Linked DNA regions of Homo sapiens: region 1 is linked to region 2. The links are chromatin loops, found by intact Hi-C in ENCODE. Cell type or tissue: Caco-2. All regions are shown on one strand.

Region 1 (2,500 bases), 72 kb after region 2:
TGATATAAATCTATGAGATACTACTGTTTGAAGCAATGGGTTCCCTTATCTAATTGTTGTTTTATTTCTCCCAGGCTTTTCTTCTTCTTTTTGCTGCTGCACTCCCAAAAAACTCATTGATATTTCCTAAAGCAGATGTTTGTATTGCAGAGACAACCATTCTGGCAGAAGCTTTCTGTTCTCCAGCATGTCATGCTGGAGGAGAGTGCACCAATGATTTTGGCATACACCAAGGATAGCAAATTGGTTTCGTTTTAGGAGCCAACTCTGATGGAAAAATAAAGAATTCAAAAAGCTCTATCTTGAAAAAGACAAGAACTGGGTTGATGAAGAAAATGCAGCATTTATCAGAGCTATCCGACATAGGAAGTGGAGAATGGTGGCACATCTGCCAAGTTAACGGCAATAACTTTATTCCAGGGGTGAAATGAAGTCTTCAGATATTTACTAATGTATCAAGGCAAATTGGAGATTTTGAGTCAACAGGAAAAGTTGATTCTTGATGGATCTCTCTATTAAAAGAAGACAATGATCCATAAGAAACTATATTGTCAGTGCTTTTCTCTGTCATTTGTCCAGAATTAAACTTCCACAAATGTGTAAATAACACAGCCTGGTGGTAAACTTTCTAGTTACTCTATGATTATTTTGTATAATACACACTGAAGGGACTGACACATATCTCACATTTCAAAAGTCCTATGAGATTCAAAAGCAGGCAGCAAAGTCTTAAATAGACACATACTCAGTAAGTTTTACAAACTGTTTTACTGTAATCTTCTAAAGAGTTAAGTGATAGAGATAAACCTGGAAATCCAGTGATGAAATCTTTATAATACAGTTTTTCCTCTTTTTTTCAGGGGTATGAATTTTTTACCTCTAATACTGAAGTTTACTCCACTAGTACTGCTGAACACCTTAAGCTCAAGGAGAAATTACCCACTTCTAGTAAAGTTGTTTCTTGCCTTCCTCTGTTTAAATTTGAAAAAAAAGCATAGAATTCTTAACCAATTCTGTTTCCTGATAAAAACAACATGTATGTTACTTATAAACACCTAACTTCATTCTCTATAGTAAACAGTTCAAGTACTATACATTCATTCTTATGTTCACTGAATTAAGAGGCACTGAGGATCAACAGAGACACAAACAAACAGTTCCTGCCCTCTAAGAGGTCATAGTCTAGGCTAAATGGGTGAGATAAATTCAGGAATGGGAGAGCTTCACAGATGTGGCTGCCTGGCATCTGAGGAACAGAGTGCCTTCAGGACTCACTGAGATCCTGCATGCAAAAGCCACAGAGCTGGGGCTGCACCCCCTGTTGGGGGATAAAGGGAGCACTCAGAATGTGCCACACACTGGCAGTACTCAAAAATCATAGGGATATTAACTAGTTTCTGACTTACTTAAGAAGTCCCCTTTCAGGGGGAATGAAAGTTATTTGACTGTCATCTTCAATGCAAATCAAAATATTTTATAAAACAAGGACTAACTTCACAAGAGTAATAGTGCTAATAAAAGATGACATTTTCTTTTTATAATTCCCTCTTATTTTTCTCTAATCCATTCTACTAACCCTACCTTTTGCTTTCGTCTATTTCTATTAATACCAAGTTAAACTAAAATGGTCTTTCGTCAATGGTCTATCATCAAACATATTTAAAATAATAAACATTGTTCAGATTAGCTTTAAATTAGTATCCTTAAAACCCAAGGGTTTTTTCTTTTTTTTCTGCAGATACTATGGGGTTTTGAGTTTTTAAATTACAAAATTCTTAAGCTGCCTATTTTAGGCAACTGAGGCATAGCACACTAGTTTAAGTGCTAAGAGATCAATATGGGATAGAACCTTCTATTTTCACTGACACAAAGATCATTTACTTCCTGTAGCAGAGCCTAGCACAGGCAATATTACTTCCTTAAAAATGCAACATGGATGTACAGTACAAAAACTGCATGGCAAGAGAAAACACACTTTTCAATTGCTGGGCACAGATACAACTTACTTCTAATAAAGAATGTGTACACATATTAACATGTGTATATATTTTTTAATAGATGGAAATGGATTTTTTTCAAATCTGATTAATTGCATTTTTGAAAAGCTGTAAAATTTTATAACAGTTTAAACAAATTCTAATGAGTCAAGTAAGAAAGAAGAGATAACTAAGCTGAAGACTAGAAGGCTGAATAACATCAAGGAGACCAAATGCATCTTAAAGGAGAAGTATCAAGGCACAGAGACAGTATCGAAAACTTTTAGCTTTCAAAATAGTTCCTTTCTTTCATTATTATTAATTTAACTTGATGTATTAAAAAAGCGAACCTAGCTTACATTGAAATCTGAAAATCACTCTAATTCCAATTATTATTCTAAACGATGTTAATTTATAGATTTGGTGGTATAACAAAACTAACTTTGCTTTGTCTACTATCTTCCCAAGTATTACTTCCTTGACAAATCTAGATGTTTGTGTATTACTTTTACTAACTATACTGT
Region 2 (2,500 bases):
TTACACACCACCATTACGGTGTTATAATATTTTGTATTTTTTCTGTGTATTTAATATTATCGTTGAGTTTTGAACCTTCAGACGATTTCTTATTGCTCATTAATGTTCTTTTCTTTCACATAGAAGAACTCCATTTAGCATTTCTTGTAGGACAAGCCTGGTGTTGATGAAATCACTCAGCTTTAGTTTGTCTGGAAAAGTATTTATTTCTCCTTCATGTTTGAAGAATATTTTTGCTGGATATACTATTCTAGGATAAAAAAAGTTTTATTCCTTCAGCACTTTAAATATGTCATGCCACTCTGAGACACTCCACTGAGAAGTCTGCTTCAAGATGCATTGGAGCTCCTTTATATGTTTTTTGTTTCTTTTCCCTTGCTACTTTTAGATTCTTTCTTTATCTTTAATCTTTGGGATTTTGATTATTAAATGTCTTGAAGTAATATTATTTGAGTTAAATCTGCTTGGTGCTCTGTAACTCTCTTCTATTTGAATGTAGATATCTTTCTCTAGGTTTGGGAAGTTCTCTGTTATTATCCCTTTGAATAAATTTGCTATCCCTGTTTCTCTCTCTGCCTCGTCTTTAAGGCCAATAACTCTTAAATTTGCCCTTTTGAGGCTATTTTCTAGATCTTGTAGGCATGCTTCATTCTTTTTTATTCTTTATTCTTTTGTTGCCTCTGACCGTGTATTTTCAAATAGCCTGTCTTCAAGCTCTTCTGTTTGATCAGTTCTGCTATTAAGAGACTCTGATGCATTCCTCAATATGTCATTTACATTTATCAGCTCTAGAATTTCTGCTTGTTTTAAATTATTTTAATTTCTTTGTTAACTTTATCTGATAGGATTCTGAATACTTTCTCCATATTATCTTGGATTTTATTGATCCTTCTCAAAACAGCTATTTTGAAATCTCTGTCTGAAAGGTCCCACATTGCACTCTCTTTGGGACTGATCACTGTGCCTTATTTAGTTCATTTGGTGACATCATGTGTTCCTGGATGGCCTTGATGCTTGTGGATATTTGTCAGTGTCTGGGCTTTGAAGAGTTAGGTATTTATTGTAGTCTTTACAGTCTGGGCTTGTTTGAACCTGTCTTTCTAGGGAAGACTTTCCAAGTATTTGAAGGGACTTGGGTGTTTTGATATGTCTTTGGTCAATGCAGCTATGTCTGCATTAGGGGGAAACCTAAGCCCAATAATTCTGTGGCTCTTGCAGACTCACAGAGGCACCACGTTGGTGGTCTTTGGTGAGATGTGTGAGAATTGTCTAGATTACCAGGCAGAGACTCTTGTTCTCTTCCCTTACTTTCTCTCAGATGGGTTCTCTGTCCCTGTACTGAGCTGCCTGGATCTGGGGGAGGGGTGACACAAGCATCTCTGTGGCCATCAGCAATGGGACTGCACTGAGTCAGACCTGAAGCCAGCACAGTACTGGGTCTTGCCCAAGGCCCACAGTGACCACTTCCTGGCTACTACCTATGCTCACTCAAGGCGAAAGGGCTCTACAGTCAGTAGGTGGCAAGCTCAGCCAGGCTTGTGTCCTTCCCTTCAGGATGGCAAGCTCCTCCCAGCCCCAGATGGGTCCACAGATGATATTCAAGATCCAGGGCCTGCCTGGAGTCAGGAAACTTAGGAATCTACCTGCTGCTGTATTCTACTGTGGCTGAGCTAGCACCCAAGCTCCAAGATAAAGTTCTTCCTACTCTTTCTTCCCCTTTCCTCAAGCAGAGGATTCTCTCTCTATGGCCACCACTGCCCCAGGCCCACAGCAAGAACTGCCTGGCTACCACCGATGTTCACTCAAGGCCCAAGGGTCCTTCAGTCACCTTGTGGTGAATGTTGTCGTGCCTCGATCTCTCCTTTCAGATAAGTGAGCTCCCCTCTAGCCTAGGGCAGATCCAGAATGGCCATCCAGGAGCCAAGGCCTAGAAATGGGGACCCTAGTAGCCTGCTTGGTGCTGTACCCCACTGTGGCCAAACTGGTACCCAAGCTGCAAGATAAAGTCCCCTTTATGCTTTCCTTTCCTTTCTTCAAACAGAAGGAGTCTCTCCCCATAGCCACCACAGCTAGGAATGTGCTGGGTCACACCTGAGGCCAACATGGCTCTGAATGTCACCCAAGGTCCATGGTGAATACTGCTTGGTTACCACTGCTGATTATTCAGGGCCTAAGGACCCTTTGGTCAGCAGATAATGAATCCTGACATGACTGGGTCCTTCCCTTCAAGCCAGCAGGTTCTCTTCTGACCCAGGGTGAGTCTAGAGATGTCCTGTAGGTATGACCTAGAATAGGGGCCTCAGGACTCTGCCCAGTGCCCTATTCTACTGTGGTTAAGTTGGCATCCAAGTTGCAAGACAAATCCTCCTTTACTCGCCCTTCTCCTTTCCTCAAGCAGAGGGAAAGAGTCTCTCCTGCAGCTGTGAGCTGCACTGCCTGGAACTGGGGGAGGGGTGATGTAAGCACTCTCTTGGCCAGCAGAGCTGGCGCCTCTCTAGGT

Evidence for each region. Hi-C counts contacts between places; a loop is a spot of excess contacts. Peaks named below come from ENCODE experiments on the same cell type or tissue, not always from the same donor. Only the 100,000 strongest peaks of a DNase experiment are listed, where the experiment ranks them.
Region 1: it touches region 2 in a loop (3-fold over the local background); 1 of 110 quality-filtered maps calls a loop at or near these places.

The regions. Positions count from the first base shown.
Region 1 is chr13:26,376,027-26,378,526 of GRCh38, reverse strand. All of the region lies in intron 4 of CDK8 (cyclin dependent kinase 8), which reads right to left. Among named protein-coding and RNA genes, the nearest start is that of CDK8, 120 kb to the right of the region's middle. In Caco-2, a CTCF peak has its summit at 1,285 (motif pointing left); a DNase peak (open chromatin) is centred at 1,286.
Region 2 is chr13:26,448,211-26,450,710 of GRCh38, reverse strand. No RefSeq gene overlaps it. Among named protein-coding and RNA genes, the nearest start is that of WASF3, 110 kb to the left of the region's middle. In Caco-2, no CTCF peak of the experiment used is centred here; a DNase peak (open chromatin) is centred at 1,460.